3 separate regions of the Mus musculus genome follow, and regions 2 and 3 are each linked to region 1. Evidence: chromatin loops called from intact Hi-C (ENCODE). Cell type or tissue: heart. All regions are shown on one strand.

The links. Peaks named below come from ENCODE experiments on the same cell type or tissue, not always from the same donor. Only the 100,000 strongest peaks of a DNase experiment are listed, where the experiment ranks them.
Region 2: it touches region 1 in a loop (11-fold over the local background); 29 of 42 quality-filtered maps call a loop at or near these places.
Region 3: a loop joins it to region 1, with 6 times the contacts of the local background. A loop is called at or near these places in 2 of 42 quality-filtered maps.

Annotation. Positions count from the first base shown.
Region 1 is chr2:11,109,934-11,117,933 of GRCm38, forward strand. No RefSeq gene overlaps it. Among named protein-coding and RNA genes, the nearest start is that of Prkcq, 58 kb to the right of the region's middle. In heart, a CTCF peak has its summit at 3,477 (motif pointing right); no DNase peak of the experiment used is centred here.
Region 2 is chr2:11,285,051-11,293,050 of GRCm38, forward strand. Prkcq (protein kinase C, theta) reads left to right here. Exons shown (of 18, transcript NM_008859.2): 16 at 5,339-5,527. Among named protein-coding and RNA genes, the nearest start is that of Gm13293, 50 kb to the right of the region's middle. In heart, no CTCF peak of the experiment used is centred here; a DNase peak (open chromatin) is centred at 3,581.
Region 3 is chr2:11,543,128-11,551,127 of GRCm38, forward strand. It overlaps a transcript of Pfkfb3 not described here. Among named protein-coding and RNA genes, the nearest start is that of Gm10851, 25 kb to the left of the region's middle. In heart, a CTCF peak has its summit at 4,692 (motif pointing right); no DNase peak of the experiment used is centred here; H3K27ac peaks cover 295 bases; H3K27me3 peaks cover 673 bases.

The DNA.
Region 1 (8,000 bases):
CCCTTCTCCAGGTCAACTGAATACGAATCTTCTCCAAAACACCTGTGGACTCCTTGTTTCCATTTTAGGCTTTAAGAAGCCTTGCTGCTTTCATGACCCGCTCCCCCTGTGTGTGACTGCTGATTTCTCCTAGACTTCTGCCGGGTCACCTCTGGTTTTTCTTTTTCTTTTGTCTTAATGCTAAAAGCTGCAATTTTAACTTTGCTGTTACTCTTACAAGGATTGCTAGTGTTTTTAGCGACTCAAGTTTGCACAAGTTATGCGTCAACCTGCCAGGCACAACATTAATTTGTGCTGGGCCTTGTCAGATGTTGGTATATGATTTAGCAGAACTCAAGGATTTAAAAGAAGTATCTATCACTTTGCGATAAAAATGTCTATAGAGGGTTGGTGAGAGGGTTGAGTGGCTGAGTGGCTGCTGTGCAGGCCTGACAGACTGAGGTCAACCCTGAGTCAACCCTGAACACACATTCGGAGGTAGAAGGAGAGAACCAACTTCACAAAGTTTTCCTCAGACCTACACACACACACACACACACACACACACACACACACACGCACGCACGCACACACGCACGCATGCACGCACGCACACACACACACACACATACACACACACTCATACACATACTCACATCATACAAGTACGCACACAGTTATGTTTTTGTAATGATGATGGTAGTCAGAAAATATTTTATTCAGTTTCTTTCACATGAAAATTACATGTGCCTTTTACATGGCCATATCATAATGCTGTATGTCTTCTTTATTGAAAAGACAGTTTGTGACGATGTACCCGGAGAACATTCTTTCGAGCCTTTCTTTTTTTTTTTTCTTTTTTAATTTTTTTATTAGATTTTTTTCATTTACATTTCAAATGCTATCCCCAAGGCCACCTATACCCTCCTCCTGCCTTGCTCCCCAACCCACCCACTCCCACTTCCTGGCCCTGGCATTCCCTTGTACTGGGGCATAGAATCTTCACAATACCAAGGGCCTCTCCTCCCATTGATGACTGACTAGGCCATTCTCTGCTACATATGTAGCTAGAGACACAGCTCTGGGGGGGGGGGTACTGGTTAGTTCATATTGTTGTTCCTTCTATAGGGTTGCAGACCCCTTCAGCTCCTTCATTAGGGGCCATGTGTTCCATCCAATAGATGACTGTGAGCATCCACTTCTGTATTTGCCAGGCATTGGAATAGACTCACAAGAAAGAGCTATATTAGGGTCCTGTAAGTAAAATCTTTCTGGCATATGCAATAGTGTCTGGGTTTGGTGGTTGTATATGGGATGGATCCCCGGGTGCTGGCGAGGATGTGGAGAAAGAGGGACACTCCTCCATTCTTGGTGGGATTGCAAGCTTGTACAACCACTCTGGAAATCACTCTTGTGGTTCCTCAGAAAATTGGACATAGTACTACTGGAGGATCCAGCAATACCTCTCCTGGGCATATACCCAGAAGATGTTCCAACTTGTAGTAAGGACACATGCTCCACTATGTTCATAGCAGCCTTATTTATAATAGCCAGAAGCTGGAAAGAACTCAGATGTCCCTCAACAGAGGAATGGATACAGAAAATGTGGTACATTTACACAATGGAGTACTACTCAGCTATTAAAAGCAATGAATTTATGAAATTCCTAGGCAAATGGATGGACCTGGAGGGCATCATTCTGAGTGAGGTAACCCAATCACATGTACTGACTGATAAGTGGATATTAGCCCAGAAACTTAGAATACCCAAGATACAATATACAATCTGCAAAACACATGAAACTCAAGAAGAACGAAGACCAAAATGTGGACACTTTGCCCCTTCTTAGAATTGGGAACAAAATACCCATGGAAGGAGTTACAGAGACAAAGTTTGGAGCTGAGATGAAAGGATGGACCATCTAGAGACTGCCATATCCAGGGATCCATCCCATAATCAGCTTCCAAACGCTGACACCATTGCACACACTAGCAAGGTTTTGCTGAAAGGACCCTGATATAGCTGTCTCTTGCGAGGCTATGCCGGGGCCTAGCAAACACAGAAGTGGATGCTCACAGTCAGCTATTGGATGGATCACAGGTCCCCCAATGGAGGAGCTAGAGAAAGTACCCAAGGAGCTAAAGGGGTCTGCAACCCAATAGGTGGAACAACAATATGAACTAACCAGTACCCTGCCCCCCAGAGCTCGTGTTTCTAGCTGCATATGTATCCGAAGATGACCTAGTCGGCCATCATTAGAAAGAGAGGGTGTTTCTAGCTGCATATGTATCAGAAGATGGCCTAGTCAGCCATCATTAGAAAGAGAGGCCCATCGGTCTTGCAAACTTTATATGCCTCAGTACAGGGGAACGCCAGGGCCAAGAAGTGGGGGGGGGGAGGGTAGTGGGGGGAGGGTATGGGGGGACTTTTGGGATAGCATTGGAAATGTAAATGAAGAAAATACCTAATAAAAAAAAGAAAAAAAAGAATGGGGAACAAAATACCCATGGAAGGAGTTACAGAGACAAAGTTCGGAGCTAAGACGGAAGGAAGGACCATACAGTTATTTTTTTAAAGTAATGACAACAATATATTGCTTCGCTTGTTCATTTTGAGACAGGGTCTCCGGATGTAGCCTAGACTCTCTGTTCTCCATCCTCAACCTCTGACTGCCCGTGTGTGCCTCAGCTTCATTCAGTTCTGTATTTACTAAAAGGAAGCTGTTGGAAAAAAAAAAGTCTCTTTTTAAAAAAATAGTGCACACTATTCTGGTAAAAAGAAAAGTCCTGTTTTCCTTTACCCTTCACAAGTACAACTTCATAAGATTGGCACTTCTGCCAGTGTTGTTCCCCAAACACAGAGGGGAAGGAGAAGGGGGGGGAGGACTGAATTAATGAAGCGAAGTCGATACGCAAAGGAGACAGGGCTCTTGTGTGGCAATCAGAGAATACAAATTACTAAACATTGGGAATATTCTGATCTGATACTGATAACTCTATAGTGTCCCCACTCTTGGAGGCTTTTGAGAATTTGAAAAAGGTGTGCCTGGCTAGTTTTCTGTCAGCTTGACACAATCTAGAGTTATCTGAAAGGAGGGAATCTCGATTGAGAAGATGCCTCCATAAGATCTGGCTGCAAGGCATGTTCTTACTTAGTGATTGATGGAGGAGGACTCAGCCCCTTGTGTGTGGGGCCAACCTAGCTTGGAGGTCCTGGGCTGTATAAAAATGCAGGCTGAGTAAGCCATGATAAGCAAGCCAGTAAGCAACACTGGTCCGTGGCCTCTGCATCAGCCCCTGCTTCTGGGTTCCCGCCCTGTGCGAATTCCTGCCCTCGCTGCTTTTGATGATGAGCCCTTACATGGAACTGTGCGTGAAATAAACCCTTTCCTCCTCAACTTGCCTTTGGCCAGGTTGTTCCGTCACAGCAATGGTAGCCATAAGAGGATGTATTCTTTGGCCTAGGGCTTCTTCAAGTTTTGTATCTAGTTCCATATTTTACCACGAGGGGGCACTGTGCCTACCTTACAGAACAGACTACCTTCTGGATTGTCACCGGGCAGACCAGTCTCCAAAGTGAAAAGCGTCAGTTGGGTTTTCTAACATGAAGAATGTAAATGAACCATGTTTTCTTCTTCTTCATATCCAGGAGATATGAACTGACTGAATCTCCCACCAGATGCTAGCTGGAAGTTATTATCCAGCCAGCTGGCATTGATGAGACCAGCTAGCAGCTACAGCCTCCACTTCGGAGACCTCTCTCAGCATCAATGAACTGTATTTTGTTCTAAGGTTAAGTGTTCTCTTCTTCCAAACAACTCTCTCAAAATAGGTCTCTAGACCGATAGACAAAGAAAATGGAAAGGGCAGGAGGAGAAAGAGACAGGAGAGAGAGACTGGGAAGAAAGGAGTTGGGAGAGGGGGACAAGCAGAGGGGAGAGGAAGGAGGAAGAAACACACCTGGTTTTTGTTTGTTTGTTTGATTGATTGTTTGTTTGATTGATTGATTATAATGTTAATCCATTTAACTTTCCACCTCCATTTTCATTCCCACCAGTCTTTATTTTTATGGGGTTATTTAATGTTCTCACGGTAGTGGTAGTGTATTTGAGTGCACACGCATGTGTGCCTGTATGTGTGTCTGTATGTGTCTGTGTCTGTGTGTGTGTGTGTGTGTGTGTGTGTGTCATCTCATTCCACTGAGCTCTCCCATATACTGTCTCCTAAGTAAGATTTCAAATACACAGTCCTGTCTTTTCTTTATCATTCACTTGAATCTGATAAGAATTTAGCCACAATGGATATTCAGTAATCATTTGCTCATTGGTTGACTAACTGTAAGCTAACCAATCTGGCTTCTAAGGTGGCAGGTTATTGATATGAGATGTATTGGAAGCCTCGAGGTCTGAGCAGTGATCCAGAAAAGCTTCTGGAAAGCTTTGTGGGCACCAGGAGACCCTGATGGCATTGTCTTCTACAGTGATTACTTTCAGACCAGCCAATAAGCCCCTGGGACAACCAGTGCAAGAAATACCGCCTCAAGGATGCTGAAAGCCCCTGTCGTCCAGAACCAGCTGGAGCAGATATAAGATGGCTGAGCTATCAACTCACATTAGGACACAGGGTAGCAGTGACCCAGCAAAAACAGCTGACATGTGACAGACTGCTGTGGGTAGTGAGGGGAGTTCTGGTTCTCTTTGCAAATTCCCATGCTGCTGGGATTAGTAGCAGCACTGTGGGTAAATGATCAGACTCTGAAGGGCGAGCCTGGGGTGCTCTGAGAAGGAGCCAATCAGGAAAGGTTTTCCCTGCCAACACATGAAAAGACAGAGAAAAGGTACCACCTGGGAATCGGGGCCCAAAGCATGCTGCCGTTTTTATCTTAGACTTCTTGCCTCCAAAACGATCAGAATTAAGCTGTTCTTATTCATAAGCTGCCCAGGCTGTGGTATTTTGCTATAGAAACAGGAATGAAATAAGACATAGATGTTTCCTCGTCTTGCTTACAACATGCTCTGTTCAGTGAGTTCCTTCAAGCCCCCATCTTTTCTCTCCAGTCACTCCATCATTCCTGGTCTCTGCCCCAACCACCTGGAACCTCTGTACCTCTCTGTGTCCAGAGAGGAGGAGAGGAGAACGAACGTAGATGAGGAGCCGGATGTTCGCCTGTGGATGTAGACACTCTGTAGAGGCACTCCGCACAGCTTCGGGAAGAGCTCAGTATAAATATTATAGCTCTAAGGGGAAAGGTTTCCCCAATGGAGGCATTGAAACTCTGAAGGGAAAGGTATCCTGCCAGTCAGGGGCCAAAGAAGACTACAAAGTCTTACTGCACAACACACCTCACACAAGAGATTTATTGGTAGACACACAAGAGGGTGGCTGCATCTGCCGGGGCTATAAGCGCAGGAGGCTGAGCAGGAGAAAGGTTTTATAGAGGATTTGAGGGGCAGTTTCTAGGATGAAGATTTCCAGGGTGGGGATTGTTGGGCTATCAAGCTCAGAGACTTGGTTTTTAAGCTCAGGGATTGGTAGGTTTTTGAGGTCAGAGATTGGTGTGCTTTTGAGCTCAGGGATTGGTGGGGTTTAGTAAGCTTTCACACCTGGAAGTGGGCTTAGACCTTTCACCCTATCTTGACCCCTTGGCCACACCAGCTGAAAGGAAGACTGAGACATACAGGCTCACCCAAGAGCCTCATAGCCACGCTTTAAAGGCTCAGTGTCAAGGAGGAAAAGAAGCTGACTGGAGACAAACTTCAGTCTCTCTGTCCGATGGTGAGCACACAAGCCTGAGTGAGCTCATGAAGCGGCTCCTGGAATGGCTTGATTAGAAAATTGATTCCTGTCAGCAAGCATCCTGCTTTCTTAAACTACATCGAGATCACAAGTAATTCCAAACAAGTACAAAGCGGCCATCGCTGCTGACAAATTGGGACATGCAAGGCCTTTCCAGAACTTCTTTATTGGTTGAAATGAGTACAAGTTCCCCCCCTTTCTTATCCATCAGGCAGAAATACCCTGACTGCAAAATGACTAAGTGTTTTTGGTAGCAAACCTCAGATGACAGCTTCAAGGAAATCCTGGGGGCTCTTCTTATAGTACTGTGAATTCTTGGGGCAGCCTTGGACACTTCGAAGATCTGGCCAATGTTTGTTTTCAGTCTCTAGAAGGTTCCCAGAGATCACTAATCAGAAGCTAGTTGACTAGACCAAAGAAAATAGTGCTGAAATCTATCCTCAACCGTCCATGCAATTTATCAAAGCGTGTCTGGTCAGACTGAGCCAGCTGCCCGACTGTTACCCACACAGGGGATTAGAAGAAGTGGCTCCTGGCCCAGAGTGAGATGTGAGTTTATGTTGGAATCTACACTCTTTTCAAAATCAATTTTTGTTTGTTTGTTTGTTTGTTTGTTTGTTTTAGTTTTTTGAGACATGGTTTCTCTGTATAGCCCTGGCTGTCCTGGAACTCACTTTGTAGACCAGGCTGGCCTCGAACTCAGAAATCCGACTATCTCTGCCTCCCGAGTGCTGGGATTAAAGGCGTGCACCACCACTGCCTGGCTGATTATCTCATTCTTGTGATTATCTCATTCTTGGTGCTAGGAATCAAACTCGGGGTCTGGTCATGCTAGTCAAGAACTCATAAGATTAAGCCCTTCAGATACGGTTTTAATACATGCAAGCTCGGAATAAGACAGGCAAGGAGATATTAGCCCATGTGGAAATAAATATATTAATAAATCAACACAGGCAGACTAATATGAATATACTCTTTAGAAATATTTTGCACCAACACTAATAGAACATTTTGCTATCTATGTTATGTCATAAATCCTTTAAATTCCTCTTATTAAATTACTAGCACATGACCCTTATTAAACATAAAAATAAATCTATATTGTTACATTTTATTTTGTGTAAGAATAAAAAGGAAACCTTACATGACTATATTAGTCGTTGGCTCAGCATTAAGATCTATTATTACAGATAATGGATGTGCTATTATAGACAGTCAGAGAAATAATGAAGTTTGTAAGGGTTTGAATCTGTTCCTATTTAACCAGGAAAATAAAGTCTGTGTGTGCGCTCGTGTGTGTGTGTGTGCGTGTGTGTGTGTGTGTGTGTGTGTGTGTGTGTGTGTGTGTGTGTGTGTGTGTACTGTATGCCTCTGTGTGTATGTTGAGGTACAGGAATGTAGGTGTGCATGGGGGGGTGTCAAAGAGCAACCCCAACTGCTATTTCTTCAGTATTGTCATCTTGTTTTCTGAGACAAGGTCTCTCAGTGTCCTGAAACTCACCAAGCAGGCTAAGCTGTCTGGCCAGTGAGCCTCAGGTATCCATCTGTCTCCACCTCCTCGACTCTGGGAGTACAAGGCACACTACCTCGCATGTTTTTGTTTGGCTGTTTGGTTTGGTTTGGTTTTGGTTTGTTTCGGGGTGTGGAAGTCAGTTCCTTTTGCTTGTTTGACAAGTTCTGCCCTAAAACAGAAGAGGTTTCCAGTTGTCTGCAAGGAAATGTTTCAGTGGATGGTGAAGGAGGTGATAAGCCATGGAGCTGCTAGCCCAGGGAAGAGCAACAGAAGGAAACTGCAGCTACCTTTAAAATGAGGCAGAAGAAAACATTGCTACTTTCCACCTGGGAGCATCCCCACCTGAGGGACAGCTGGGACACCCTGACCTGTGCCTGCTAGGGGCTAAGTCAAAGGGAGCGGAAGATGGGAGCAGAGGTCTCCTTCAGACTCTAAAAAATGAAAGTGCCACTCTGTGACCCCCTCCTCCCAGCATGCCAACACATCACTAATGATCTGAAACTCATGCCAACTCGATGCCTATGGGAACTACTACAGATTTGAATGCTTTTCGGAAAAAGGACATTGGTGATTGGGAACATAAAGAGAAATGGGCAGTGGTTAATAGTGAAGCGTATTGTCAAAGTTTAATTACAGGACAGGGAGAGTTCAAACTGTTGTTGTTGTTGCTTTAAGTGAGACTCAGAAATGGAAAAAAAACATACAAAGGAACT
Region 2 (8,000 bases), 180 kb after region 1:
TAGTTCTCACTTCTTATTGGGTATCCACTTCCTCTGTCTGTCTGTCTGTCTGTCTGTCTCTCTCTATCTCTCTCTCTGTGTGTGTGTGTGTGTGTGTGTGTGTGTGTGTGTGTGTGTGTGTGTGTGTGTGACTCTCTGTCTCTGTCTCTGTCTCTGTCTCTGTCTCTGTCTCTGATCACCTTCTTATTATGTAGTGGTACCCAGAGAGGCAAGAAGAGAGTGGCAGATCCCCCTGAAGCTGAACAACAGGTAGTTGTGAATAGCCCAACATTGGTACTGGGAATTGACCTCCAATGCTCTGCAAGAGCAATATGGTGATTTGTATATGCTTGGCTCAGGGAGTGGCACGATTAGAAGGTATAGCCCAGTTGGAGTAGGTGTGTCACTATGGGTGTGGGCTTTAAGATCCTCATCCTAGCTGCCTGGAAGTCAGTATTCTGCTAGCAGCCTTCAGATGGAGATGTAGTACTCTCAGCTCCTCCTGCACCATGCCTGCCTGGATGCTGCCCTGCTCCCGCCTTGATGATAATAGATTGAATCTCTGAACCTATAAGCCAGCCCAATTAACTGTTGTCCTTTGTAAGACTTGCATTGGTCATGGTGTCTGTTCACAGCAGTAAAACCCTAAGACAAGCAATATTTGCTATCTGCCCAGCCACCTTTCCAGCCCCTCCTTGAGTATTCTTTAATGAGTAACTTTATCTATGACAATAGTTTTAGCTCCAGAATAAGCATGGTCAGGCCAAACTTTGTCTTACTACAGACCTATATACATCACAGACTTACATAGATCACATGCCCTTCAAACTTCACAGCCTCCAAACTCACTTTCTCTGGTGAACCTTCCCTCTCTCTTTTCCTTAATATATCTTTCATGACTAACCATGAAGCCACCTACCAGTTGTCTCAACAACAACAAAAATTGAAATACAATATTCAAGTGTTCTTCTCTATCTCCAAATACAGCCAAACTCCAAGGCTTTCTCGAATGGGATCTCTCACTTCCTGGATGCTGAGACTGAATCAAGACTTGCCCCTTGTTTTTTGCATCGTTTTATTGGCCTCCAAAGAATGTCCAGTTCTTCTCCATCCTTTCTGGGCATTGCTCTAGGAAATCTGTCTCCTCTTGCCCTGAATCCCAGATATGGCAATACCCTTCCTCATGGCTTCTCTCCATCCCATACATCACCAACCTCTTACATGTTTTCAAGCCTTTGAAACACATTTATTTATCAGTCTATATGATCATCATTTATGTATGCATGCACACATGAGGGTCATCCTAGTTTACATGGGAAAGTCAGAGGACATTTCACAGGCATCAATGCTCTTCCTCTACCAGGTGGCTTCCTGGGGATTGAACTCAGGTCATCAAACTTGTCAGCAAGCCCCTTTACCCCCTGAGCCATCTCAGCAGCCCCATATCCTCAAACTGTTTGATGATGTTTCTTTATCAGTTAAATAAACACTCTAAAGATATGTATATGTGTTTACATTACACATTCATTGCTACATTCGTGGTCTATGATTTAAAGAACATGGCTAAAATGTTTAAGATCAAATTGAACTAAGAATGAAATATAAAAAAAAAAAAACTGGTACCAAATAGCTTAATTTTATTCTACTTTGTTAATAGTAGAAGGTAAGAATATGTCATTAAAATTAGATCAAAAAGCTTTTTGGAAATTATTTCTTTGCAGGGCAGTGGTGGCCCACACCTTCTATTTCTTTTATAATTGAGATTTAATATAATTACATCATCCCCCCTTCTTTTTTCTCTCTCCAACCTTCCTATATATCCCTCCTTGCTCTTTCAAATTTATGGATTCTTTTTTCCTTAATTGTTGCTATTGCATGTGTGTGTTCCTAAATACATACATTCAGCCTGCTTGGTCTTTACATTATTTGTGTGTGTGTGTGTGTGTGTGTGTGTGTGTGTGTGTGTGTGTGTGTGTGTGTGTTTCCAGGGCTGACCATTTGATAGTAGATGACCAGCTAGAGTGCTCTCGTGTCCCTTAGTTGCCTGTAATTCTTTGTCCAGGGCTGAGGCTTCATGTACTTCCTCTGCCCTCTTTAGCCCTTCTTCAGCTTGTGTTTAGCAGACCTATTGGTGAGACTTTGTAGGTACAACTTCTGAAGTTCTTAGGAGAGACAGCCTCACAGCAAATCTGTTCTTCTGGCTCCTACAGTCTTTCTTTCCTCACGTCAGCACCGTTCCCTGAGCCTTCAGTGTGGGAGTTGTATAATAGAAGCATCCCTTGGTACACTGGGCTCCAACCTCCGGGGTTTTTTTGTTTGTTTGTTTGTTTGTTTTTCTGTAATGATTTCTCCATCTGCCACAAAGAAAATTTTCCTTGATGAGGGATGAAGACTATAACTTTAAATTTTCTTTGGTTTAGGGCTTAGCAGGTAAAGTCACTTGCTACCAAGCCTGACAACCTAAGATCCATCCCACGATAGAATGGACTCCTGGGAAATTGTCCCCTGACCTCCACACGTGTACATGGCAAGCACATGTCTCCCTGCATTTAATAAACGTAATTTTTTAAAAATCATTTTTTTAAAGTCTTGGTTTAATGATCTAAGGCTCTGGAACTGAAAGGTCTAATGTATTTCTTCCGATTCTCATACTATCATGGCTGGTAAAGGGCCAAGCAGGTCCAATATGAAACAGAATTTGTAATCTGTATTTAGCAAGGACTATCCCTGATGATAGCAGATATAAGTCCATCATCCAAAACACTACTTTCAAGGCTTTTATTTTTCAATCAAGCTTCTTTTTGGCCAAAATATGGTTAGTGTGTCCGCTGGTTCAGCTTCAGACGTGGCTGAGGGACCATTTCCTACCTCTCATAGATTCGTATCATTTATTTAAACTCTCTCTCTAATCCGAATGCTCTGATCGCAACTGACTAACGGGATTCATGTCATCGAGTAGCTATTCAACCTCATCCAAGGAGTGTGCGCACCTTAACACAATAGCTCCAAGGCACACCCACTGCAAGGGACAAAGGGAGTCTGTGTCAGCACGTGACAAAGGCATTATTATAATTTGGCTCATTTCTCCGGTTTGAAGCTGGGTCTCAGTTCTTGGAGGAAGGCAGAGCTAGGGAAGGTTGACCCTCTACCCAGTACAGCTCTGCTGCCCTCTCCACCTCAGAACAGTTAGTGTAGAAAGAACCGTGCAGGGAGAGAGAAATAGCAGGAGACGATTATCAACTATGGATTGAAATCCTCAAAGACTGGACTTCAGAACCAGCTCTCAACTCACTGTGAGATCTGAAATAAGACACAGAGCCTCCTAAGTCCAGCCATCCTCCTCCAGGGATAACAGCAGCGCGTCCGGACATCGCGTATGAAATGACACCTGGTGTATGTTAGCATTCCCTCTTGAACAGCCTGTTCCCTGTGTGAATGTGCAGTCTGCTCCTCCCTCCCAGCATAAAACTGCATTTACTTTAACTAACATAACCAATCTCGAAGCTCTAATTTCCACGACAGCTGTCTCCTGGCCTCCAAATTTCATTTGTTCCTCTAAAATGAAGTTGTTTACATAGAGGCTTGTTGCTCAGGACCGGCTCTGGTTGCTTTGGCGCCACCTGGTGGCTTACCGTGGGAATTGCGTCTGAGCCTGGTACCTAGTACAGGAGGTTTCCTTTTGAGTGTAGGGCTGAACCAATTGATTATACGTACTCATGGTGAATTCACAGAAGTCGACTTTTACATTATTCCTTAAGGCCAGTGAAGTTGACTTTTTGTTTGTCAACTTTAAAGTGAGCTTGTATATTTAAATATTGAATTGCAGCTATCAGGTAGCAGTTCACAATGGTGGCAGATTGCAAAATGATCTTTATTTTCACTCATGGGGATAAGTCTCATCCAAGTAGCTGTTCAGCACTGCGCTTGCAGAAGATTTCAGGTCACAAATCCTATCACAAATCACCGTGAGTTTCCTACTTTCCACAGGCTCTTTAGAGCCACCCTGCAATAAGATAGCAAGTGTGACTATCCTCTCTACTAAGGTAGTTTATAAAGGGGTAAGGAGTCTTCCCCAAGCTGTGCAAATGAGAGATTTGGCACTTGAAGGACATGTGGGGCTTTATACAGCCACCAGAACTGTTGGGTTGTGGGACACTGTATCGTGTCTCTGATCCAGAGGCTGGAGTATCTCATCTGAGTGGAGTCTTGCTTCACCTAGCACGGAAGTGCTCTGGGCTCGTATATGTTTGTAAGTTTGGGTAGCATTGGGCTGCATCTACGTATCCCAGTTTCTTTGTGCATTCATTCCATTGATGGGCTGACGCCCTACCTTAGATCCCATGCTGCTACATTAAACAGAGTGCCCATGTGTCTTAAGCACACTGACTTTTTTGCCTTTGTTTACACACCCGCCCACCATCACATCACCTTCAGCCTTCATGCAGTCATGGATCCCACTATGAACTGTTTTAGCAAAGCCCGGGCCTGCTGCACTCAGCTGATATTCACAGTGGCTTGTACAGTTTTGGCCTTTCAACAGCAGACAAGGAAGCTGTTGAACGTGGAGGTACAAAGTCTCTATTGCTATAAACAGTAAACTGATCAAAAGGATTGATTTATTTTGTAAGTTCAGTAAATTCCTACCTTTAATCCTCCTGCCTGGATGACAGACCCAGACCGTTCTCCGAGCTGCTCGTAGCTCTGGGATGTCCTCTGACTTCTGGGTCTGAAGAGTTCTGCTCTCCTTGCTCATGCTAATCACATGACTTGATTCTTCATCCCATTGACTAAGCGCATAACTCTTGACGTGCACAATTGTGATTGGCTAGGTTTTAAAGACTTGATTAAGTGGTATCTCTGGTTCATCAGTTCCCCTCAGTGATTTTATGCAGAGCTGAGAGAATATAAGTAAGTAGGTTTCACTTAGCAGTCCACACCAAAGGTAATAATGGAGAACTTAGCGTCAAGCCAGCTCTGTAGGACACAATACCTACCTCCCCAGAACCTCATAGCACAGATGGGAAAATAAAAGCTACAGGCTTGCTTCAGTCATTGCACTCAACGCCAATGAGAAAAATGCAAAGTGAGACTCTGAAGTGTTTACTTACAGGCAGAAACTTGGTCATGGCGGAGCCATTTCGAACCGGCGCTTGCCAGAAGATAGCGTCCTCAGTCGAGCCTGTAGATCACGACAGCCAGTCATTTATTTACCTTCAGCCTTGGAAGCGTGATCAGTCGTCAGGCGTACGTACTGATGATGCTCTGTGTTATCAGTCGTCAGATGTACGTACGTACTGATGATGCTCTGCTTTCGTCAGACGTACGTACTAATGATGCTCTCTCTGCCTTCGCCGTGCAGATCTTGCTGGGTCAGAAGTACAACCATTCCGTCGACTGGTGGTCCTTCGGGGTGCTCGTTTATGAGATGCTGATTGGCCAGTCCCCCTTCCACGGGCAGGACGAGGAGGAGCTGTTCCACTCCATCCGCATGGACAACCCCTTCTACCCGAGGTGGCTCGAAAGGGAGGCCAAGGACCTTCTAGTGAAGGTAAGACCTGAAGCCAAAGCCTGGGGCGCGCGTGGCTCACGGGGCGAGCGCCGCCCTGAAGTGTCCCCCAGCATTAGGAAGACAAGGCTGCAGAGATGGCTCAGTGTTTAAGAGCAATGACAGCTCTTCTAGAGGTCGTGAGTTCAATTCCCACCAACCACATGGCGGCTCACAACCATCTGCAATGAGATCCGATGCCTCTACTGTTACGTTTGAAGACAGCTACAGTGTACTCATGTAAATAAAATATATAAGTAATTTTTTTAAGTGACGGCAAGAGGAAGGAAGTAAAGCAAATCCTCTTTCCATCACTTTTAAGAGAAATGTCAAGGCAGGCTTGGTGACTCTGGCTCTTTAAGCAATCCCAGTACATGGCTTACTGCATCCTTTGTTTCCTATATGCAATACCTCTTTGGCCAGTGCGTCCTCCATCCCTGTTTGAACCTTCAGCAGGATGCAGACATCTCTGTTCTCTCCAGTGAAAGACAACCCTCTTAGGTCACAAACATCTTCTCATCGAGAAGCTGAAAGCATGGAGCCCGAGGCCCCAGTCAGCCTGTCAGACTCCTTGTGCATGCAAGCCTGCCACCCACCTCTGTCAGAGTTCTGGCCTGTGGAGGAGGGTTTACAGTCACACTGAGGTCATCTGCGACCTAGTTCTCTACCCTTTCAACTCTTGGGTCTCTGCTCAGGCCCGTAGTGATATAGTATTATAATACATGTAATAACAAGCACACGTGTTAGTATACATATATATCATATACACACATACACATATACATATATACTTATAGACAGCCTGAGTTCATTATGCATTATTAACCAATGAGACATCTCTCCAGCCCCTATTAATGAATTTTAAATCAAAATTTTGAAAGCATTTCAATGGATGGGATACAGTTCAGTGACAGGGTTCTTGTTTTTTTGTTTTGTTTTAAGCATACAAAGGTTCTAGTTTTCCCTCTCAGTACCAAAGCAAGGAGAGAGAGAAGGAAAGAAGGAAAGAAAGGGAAAGAAAAGAAGGAAAAAAGCAAGAGATTCCAAGACTCATCTTTCTCACTACTTGGCTTTTTTCCCCCTTGTGAAGAACTATTTAGGATTAAATCGAAAAGACTTTGTACTTCCATGTCTCTAAGGCAAGTGACAACTTGTCTGAGGTATTAGACATTTGGAAGCGACTCCAGAGCTCTCCCTGAGAATCAGGACCTCGAATCAGAGAGGCAGTGACAAAGCCTCATAGGAAACTCGGCCCGAGGTTAATAGAAGTAGGTATTTAGAATCCAGCTTGCACCTTCTGACTATGAGCCAAGCAAGCACCGAGCCCAGAAAACTCCCTGAATGGCCAATTAGATTCACTTTTAATGAGCAAACAAAACACACATAGAATAAAAGCTAATTTAAAAACTAGTTGTTGTTGTTTTTTTTTTTTTTTAAAGATGACAGAGGCAAAAAGAAGCTAGTGGGGTTTAAATGCACACAGTCTCACTTTACGTAAAGGCAAGTTCAAATTTCATGACAGTCAGAACGTTTTTCTTCACACTTGGCTCTGTGAAGAGCTCAAAGTGAATTGAACATGTCAGCTACAGATGCCATAACAAAACATACCCAGACTAATCAGACAATTTCTTTCTCACCATTTCTTAACTGCTTGGCACGCTGTCAGATGGCAAAGTGCACACAGATCAGATCCCCCTGCCTCCAGCAAGCTGGACTTATTGCACACTGGAATACACAGATGCATCTTACACAGCAGACAATTATTTCTTACCATTCTGGAGGTTACACATCCAAGATTAAGGTCCATCAGGGTCAGTTCTTGGTCCTGGCTCTCTTCGTAGAGAGATCTTGCTCTATCTGGAGGAGTGAGCTGAGAAAAGACTCTAGGGTCTCTCTCTTTCCTTCCTTCCTTCCTTCCTTCCTTCCTTCCTTCCTTTCTTTTTTTCTTTCTTTCTTTCTTTCTTCCTCTCTCTCTCTCTCTCTCTCTCTCTCTCTCTCTCTCTCTCTCTTTCTTATTTGGGTTTTTTAAAACAAGTTTTCTCTGTGTAGCCCTGGCTGTTCCTGGAACTTGCTCTGTAAACCAGGCTGGCCTTGAACTCAGACCCCCATGCCTCTGATCCGAGAGTACTGGGATTAAAGGCCTTGAGTGGCCACGACCAACTCATTCTTTTTTTCTTGTTTGTTTTTGTTTTTTGTTTGTTTGTTTGTTTCGAGACAAAGTTTCTCTGTGTAGCCCTGGCTGTCCTAGAACTCACTCTGTAGACCAGGCTGCCCTTGAACTCAGAGATCTGCCTGCCTCTGCCTCCCGAGTGCTGGAATTAAAGGCGTGCGCCACCACTGCCCAGCTTATTTTTAAGGACACTAATCTAAGGAGGTTAGAGCTCCAGCCCCGTGGCCTCATCTAACCTTCACCAGTTCCACAAAGTCCCTCTCCGCAGTCACACTAGAGTCAGGACTTCAATATATGACTTTTGAG
Region 3 (8,000 bases), 430 kb after region 1:
AACAGCTACCTGCAACCCCAATCCCAGGGGGTCCAAGGCCCTCTACTGACCTCCACAGGCAATGCACACATGTGATACACAGACATAAAAATTAAAATGTTTAAATATTTTAAAAATTAAATTGCAGGAGCTGGAGAGGCAGCTCGGTGGACAAGAACACTGGCTGCTCTTTCAGAGGAGCCAGGTTTGGTTCCCAGAACCCACGTGTCAGTTACTCCAATTCCAGGGGGATCCGACGCCCTCTGTTGGTCTCTTTGGGCACTCCTTGCACACAGTACACAGATGTATCTCTAAACAAAACACCCGTAAAATAAAAATAAGTAACATCCTTGTTTCTTCCTTTTGTTTTTTTGTTTTTTCCAGACATGGTCTATCTGTGCATAGCACTGGCTGTTCTGGAAGTGCACCACCGTCACCCGGCAATAAACAACATTTAATAAACACTTTTCTTAAATTGCTAGACATGGTGGCAAAAATCTCTCATCCCACACTTGAAAGGCTAAGGCAGTAGATTTCCGTAAGTTCAATGCGAGTCTGGACAGGGCTATGTAGAGAAAATCTGTTTAAAAAAAATTACAGTATATACATATATACATACACACACACACACACACACACACACACACACACCACACATACACACACATGACAAGCTTTAGGCCACCCAAGGGTATATAATGAGACCCTGCTTGAAGAAAAAAATATATATATATACATATATACATTTGCATGTGTGTGTGTGTGTATTCATGTTGCAAGACTGGCCTGGAACGCAGAGATCCACTTGCCTCTGCCTCCCAAGTGCTAGAATTAAAGGCGTGTGCCACCATGCCTGGCCTTAAAAACATTTTTGCAATAAGATGAACCTATGATGCCCGCTTTGGGGGAGGGCTGAAGCAGAAGATTACAAGATCAAAGCCTGGCTAGCCTATAGATAGTTAAGCAGCCTGAGATCCTGCCTCAAGGAGGTTAAGAGTAAACTTGAGAACTGGAGATGTGCTCCGTGGTGGAATGCTGGTTTAACATGCCTGGGGACCTGGGCTCTATCCCTAGCACTACCAGTTTCCCAGTAAAGCTGGGCATGGTGGTACTTGGGGAGGTAGAGACAGGAGAGTCAGGATTTAGGCCAGCCTTAGCTTATGACCAACCTGGGCTACAAAAGACGCTGCCTTGGGGTGGCAGAGTTCCTGAATTAATTGTAAAGTGCAACTCAGACAAAAACGTCAGGTTTTGGCCTTCTGCTACTAATGCTTCCGTGCCCACTGATCTCAGATGGCATCTGGCTGCCAGCAGGCTCAGATCTCAACAGAAAGGGCAGCCTTGCCCTAAAGTCTGTCTGAGCCCAAGTCAGACCTTCACTTTCTCTCTTCTGGTTCAAAGTGCACACTTCCTTTGAGGTATCTCCCTAACTTCCCCTTTGCCTCCACTAACTGATTAGCCCTTCCTTTCTCAGTGCAACTGGATGGTCAGTCAAAGCAGCCTTAAAGAGAAAGGTTACAGAGTCCAAAGCCCTACACTAACAACACCGTGGCGGCAGAGCAGCTAACCTAAAAGGATTTGGTATCTCAGTGTCCACGTGCATCAGGGGCACCTGAGCCTCTGAAAAATTCTCCTTGGGAAAGGGGAACAAGACAATCGTCCTGACAGAGTGTCTGCAAAAAAAAAGAGAGAGGTTGTTGCTGAGTAGTCGGAGAGGACAGTTTCTGAAGCAAGGTCAGAGGGAGGGCAGGTTAACCTTAAGCCTGTCTGCTCTTCTTCAAGTACCTCGATCATCTCCGCTAAGGCTTGAGACACCCTGGAGCGAAGACTCCTCGCTGAGATCCTAAGGCGCACCACCAGGAGTTGTACACACAGTTATGGGGAAACGGGAAGAGGGACAGTGCTCCCCAGACCAGAGCTGCTCCTCCTCAGCCTCTTCTCACTGGTGTCTACTCTGCAGTTGTTTTGGGGGGTAGGGGGGAAGAAGGGGCTAGCTTCTTGGTATCTGAGATAGGGTCTCATATGGCCCAGGATAGTCTCAAATTCTCTATGTAGACTGGGCATGGTGGTCCCACACCTTTAATCCCAGAATTTGGGAGGCAGAGAGACACAGGCAGGCAGGTCTCTATGAGTTCAAAGTCAGGCTGATCTACAGGGTGAGCTTTTGGACGTCATGGATTACATAGAAAGACTGTCTCGTTTTCTGTAGAGTTCGAGTTGTCTGACATTTAAAGAAAATAAAGCAAATAAAATTAAAGGAAACAAACTCCCTAAGTTTTTCTAGCTTCTTCACAAGTGCTGGGAACTAACAGTAAGGTGCTTTGTGTGAGTCTGTACTTGACTCACACTATACTTGGGCATACAAAGAAAATTCAAGGGCCTCCAACTTTCCCTCTAACCTACTGTAAAAGTGCATAGTCACCCTTTCCCTAGACAGCAGGAGGGACTTACACAGACGTTAGACTGTGGGAAGCCTATCAGGAAGCAAGCTTGTACTTAGGACAGCCTGCCCTGAGACACAGAGTTGCAGGCAGGCTTAGTGAGGGGATACAATGTAGTAACAATGTCAAGTTCAGTACTCAAGTCAGAGCCAAAGGAATAGAGACTGGAGGCAGGGTCTTTCACATGTCACTCACCTGAGAACTCAGCTTCTCACCTACACACACTGACAGATACACAGCACTATCTTTGGGGGGACAAAATTGCAGCTGGAATCCTTCCATCCCCTGTCCCCCTCAAGTGGCTCAGCCAGACCTTGTAGCCAAGGATGACCTTGAACTCTGATCTTCCCAAGTGCTAGGATCTCAGATATGCACCAACACGCTCAGGACTGTGAAGCAAGCCAGGGGTTCTGTGCATGCTAGACAAGCCGTTTATCAACTGAGCTACGATACCTACCGAGACACACACACCCTTTTCTTCTTACATCCAGTTTTGCTCTGAAGCCCCGCAAGCCAAACACACTTGGTGTCTGTGTGTAACAAGCATCCAAGCAACTGGACAACACCGACCTCAGAGTCAGAGCCAAGAGAGCATTAGCTCACTTCCTTCTCAGACACATAGGTAAATGGACTCCAGTGGCTTCAATGAAATCACTCAGACAGTACTTGATGAAGGTGACCTATGAGTGTCTCGTTTCCTAGCTTCCAAGTCATTCCACTGCCTCTTCCTGCCTAAGCCACTCCCAGAACCGTCTCGCGGGAGCGCAGTGACCGAGGTATACTTATTTACAGACTGACTGGTCAGTGAACCCGATCATCATCCTGTGGGATGAGTGGCCCCCACCTATGCTGAGGGCTGGATAGCAGATACTAAAACAGACTTGAAACTATTACCTTCCCTCAGACCACAGAGCTCCTGTGGGATCAATGAGAGAATCAGTGGCTGACAAAGCTCCCTCCTTAAGGATGTCTTGGGGTCTGCACTTAGAGAGAAAAAAGGAGGTCCTGACTGGGATATAGAGTCGAGGCCTTTTTTCACCAATGAGCATATATCTCTCACGTGATGCCGTCTCTCTACTTCTCACAAAGAGCTTGATTGTTAATAGAGGTTTAGTGTATCACTTGCTGTTTTTCTGACATAGATAACACACCATACCATGCCACAACATACCATGCCATTCTGTGCCAGACCAGACCAGACCAGACCAGACCAGACCAGACCAGACCAGACCAGACCAGGCCAGGCCAGGCCAGGCCAGACTACACAGCATGTGACAGATTGGGTCCATGTTCGAAAGGCAGATGCAAAGGCAGCTCTGTTCCTCACATAATTTGCTGTGTGACTTTTAGCAAGATACCTAACCCTTCTCAGCCTCTCTTTGCTTATTTCTCAAGCAGACATACTAATACTAAGGGGTCTCTGAGGGTGGACCTGAAGGTCACAGACTCACACAAAGAGCCTTGAGGGTGGACCTGAAGGTCACAGACTCACACAAAGAGCCTTGAGGGCGGACATAAAGGTCACAGACTCACACAAAGAGTCTTGAGGGTGGACCTGAAGGTCAAGGATTCACACAAAGCACCTTGAGGGTGGACCTGAAGGTCACAGATTTACACAAAGAGCCTTACTGTTAGGTCCCAGCACCTGCAAAGAAGCTAGAAGAACTTAGAGAGTTTGTTTCCTTTATTTTTTTTTATTCGTTCTTGGAGGAGTCTGGGCCTGGTTATTTTTATGGTTTTTAAAACTCTACTTCCTTGCTTTTTTTGATTGGTTTTGGTTTTGAACTTTGTGAGACAGCGGTTTATGGCCCAGGCTGTAACTGGATTTTCAGCTGAGGGTAACCTTTACCGCCTTCCTCCTCCACTCAAGTACTGGGCTGCAGGTGTGAACCACAGGCCTGGCCTTTGATTTTGTTTAGGGAATGGTCACAGTTCTTCTTCTTCTTCTTCTTCTTCTTCTTCTTCTTCTTCTTCTTCTTCTTCTTCTTCTTCTTCTTCTTCTTCTTCCTCCTCCTCTTCCTCCTCTTCCTCCTCTTCCTCCTCCTCCTCCTCCTCCTCCCCCTCTTCCTCCACAGTTCTTTTTTGAGACAAAGTCTCTCTGGTGCTCTGGCTGTCCATAAACTCACTGGGGCATTAACTCACTGTGCAGACCAGGCTGGCCTTGAACTCACAGAGATCTTCCTGCCCTTTGCCCCTCCCCCTCCACTACATCTAGAACAGTTCTAATCTGTAAGAGGATTTACTTAGCATGCTCGCCTGTGTGAGTTTATGTGCAGGATCCCACAGAGACCAGTAGAGGGCATCAGATTCCTCCACCCCCACCCCTCTGTGGTATGAGTGAGTATGGAGATTAGACAATTTTCAAAAGTCATTTTTCTCTTTCCACCTATTTACATGGGTTCTGGAGATCAAACCCGGGCCACCAGACTTGTATGGTAAAGAACTTTGTTCACTGAGCTATGTACATGGCCCTGGGTTTTGTATTCATTTAGTTGTTGTTATTTGTTTTATTTTGTTTTGGCCAAATCTCACACTGTAGCTGAGCCTGGCCTTGAACCTCACTAACTAGCTCTCACCAGCCTCAAACTCTTCAGCAATCCTCTGGCCACCATCTCTTGTGGATATTAACAGGTATGAACTGCTGTGTTCAGCAGTCTTGTTTTTGTGACACTAGGGAATCCAACCGCAGCTACATGCACATTGTGGGCATAGTTTCACCAGTGAGCTACTTCCCCAGCCCATCATTGCTAGTGAAACGTTGACCCACTATTTGTTGTCCCTTCTGACAACGAACCCATGCAAGAACACTTAAAATCCTATTGTTGGAAGACACTAGGCCTGAAAGAAACCTCAAAAAAAGAAATTTAGTCACAAGCCCAGGCTTTAGACTAAGCCATACCTATGAGGCTCTGATATTTTTCTCCATTTTTCTCCCTTCCCCTATTTCTTCTTCTCTGTGGTGCTGAAGATGGAACCCCAGAACCTGGAGATTTTTGTATGTGGGACAACCGTCTCCATCGTGGAAGATCCGGTCATTAAGGTGTCGCGTTTTTGCAGAAGTGCCACCTCAACCTCTCTCCACAGCACCTTCCAAATGCAACCATGACTTTCGTGACTTCCTGTGTCTAACTGACATGCTTCCTGTCCTCCTTTTTTGTTCTCTTAGATCTCACATTTCCTAACTTCTCCTATTCCAGCCGATCTCAAAACCAGTTTCTACAGTCCTGCTTCTTGGTCAGCCCTAATACCGAAAGTCTTCCCTCATGACAGCCGCAGTCACCCTGGAGACCAGTGGGGAGACAAGATGCCTAGCTGAAGTGTCATGTACTACCTCAGTGTATGAGGCGATCTGGCCCTACACTCCTCCCTCCACCCATATTATAAAATGTCACACCACGGGGGTCTGCGGCAGAAAGGCGGGAGGTCCCTTACTATCACCACAACACCAAACTCAGAGAGAGGCTGTGACTTCATCCATCACAGCTGGTCAGACACATCTCTCTCCATCTACAGTCTAGTTTCTTTAACAGGGGTGAGGAGAGGGTGGGGGGAGGCGTTTATTCTTAAAAACCAAAATCTCAAAACTACCTCTCTGTTACGACTTCTATTTGGTTTTTTGTTTGTTTGTTTGTGTGTGTGTTTGTTTGTTTTGGGTTTTTTTGGTTTTAGGGTTTGTTTGTTTGTTTGTTTGTTTTTAAACTAGAGTTAGTATTAAAGAGAGTAGAGAAAAACAGAAGAGTGTTGCTAGGTTGTTTGGTTGTTTGTTTTGAGACAGGGTCTCATGTAATCGAGGCTGGCCTCAAACTCACTGAAATCCTGCTTTTGCCTCCCAAGGGTCAGGCTTGTAGGACTGCACCACCATGCACAAGGTTTTGATTTCATGAGACAAGGTCTTACTATGTAACCAGGTCGGCCTTGAGTTCACAGATTTGCCAGCCTCGGCCTCCTGAGTACTGGGATTATAAACATGTCTTTCCACACATCTTAATTTTCGTTCGCAGTCCTCCTCCTCCTCCTCCTTCCTCCTCCTCCTCCTCCTTCTCCTCCAGTACAGTCTCAGGTAGGACTTGAACTTGTTATGTAGGCAAGGCTGACCTTGTATGATGCTTCCACCTCCCCAGTGCTGGGATTATAGGTGTGTACCACCCCACAGGGTTTATGCAGGGCTGAGATTGGACCCAGCACCTAGTATATGCTCTGCATGAACCCTGCCAGCAGAGTCAGATTCACCGCCCCATGCCAACCTCTGACCTTCCAGTCTTGGCACTTGTTGGATAACATAGGAGGTGAGCTCCCAGGAGGGAACCCCATGTCTATCTGGAAAATGTTGGTACACCGTTTCAAAGATGAATGTATGACTTGGCATGCAGTTGCTCAACTTTGCCCTAGTGAAGTTCAGGACATGTTATTGGGTGCTCCCTGCGGGTGAGGCACCTAAGGTTGATATCTGTGGTCCCAACAAATCCACTGTCCATCCTAGGGCAATGTACCTTGCAGTGTAGCCAGGCAGGTTGACCTGTGTGGATAGTACCATCAGGCTCCTGGCTCCAGGACTGCCAATGCTATGAGAACAGAAAGGCAAACAGGGTCTCACAGCGTCCTCCCTGAAGCCCGGCTGCTGCCAGCTGCCTGCATCCTCCACGAGAGGTCAGGACTTCAGTCAGACAGCTACTATGGCCCTCAGCATCTTGGGCCTAAGAATACACAGCATTCTCACTGACCAGTGGGGTTTCCCTGTATCCTACACAATCTTCCAGAAAAGGCTTTTTACTCTGGAAGATTCACTCTTCTCTTCTCAGCTTGCCTGAGACATGTTTCTTCTAAGCCCCTGACAGGGCTGGTCCCAGACCTTTTGAGTGGTTGTCAAGGCATAGAAAGAGGGCTGTGGAGGCTCAATAGCCAAAGGCTCTTACCACACAAGCTTGAAGACCTGAGCTAAATACCTGGAAGCTACAGCAGGAGAACCGACTCCACAGTGGTCCTCTGACCTTCATTGCACTCACACTCATGAGCACACAATAATAATAAGTAATTAAATATTAAAGACATAGAGCCATATCAAAGGATGGGCTTAGCAAGCATCCCTTTCTGACCTTTGACTCACTAAGAAAGCCTCCTCCGCCTGGACCACTGAAGAAGGCTCCTCTACTTGATTGCACTTGGTCTGGGGTGGAAAGAAGAAATGATGTTTTTATTGGTGTGCTATTCTTGTTGTTGAGTTGTTTGTTGTTGTTGTTGTTTGTTTTTAGTTTTTGGAGACAGGGTTTCTCTGTGTATCCTTGGCTTTTCTGGAACTTACTCTCTAGAGCAGGCTAGCCTAGAACATATAGCGATCTACCGGTCTCTGCCTCCCAAGTGCTAAGATTAAAGACGTGTGCCACCACCACCCTGCCCTTCCTATTATTTTTAATTATACTCTGAACACTTAATATGTTCAAACGGCTCAAAAATAAAAAAAACTTATAGATCCACATATGCTTCTTCTACCTGTGCTCGGGGTTGGGATGGGATAGAGTGTCCCTTTCATAACTGACCCTGTCACCTGCAGGCAGTTTCAGAGCATGGTTAATCAGGACACCT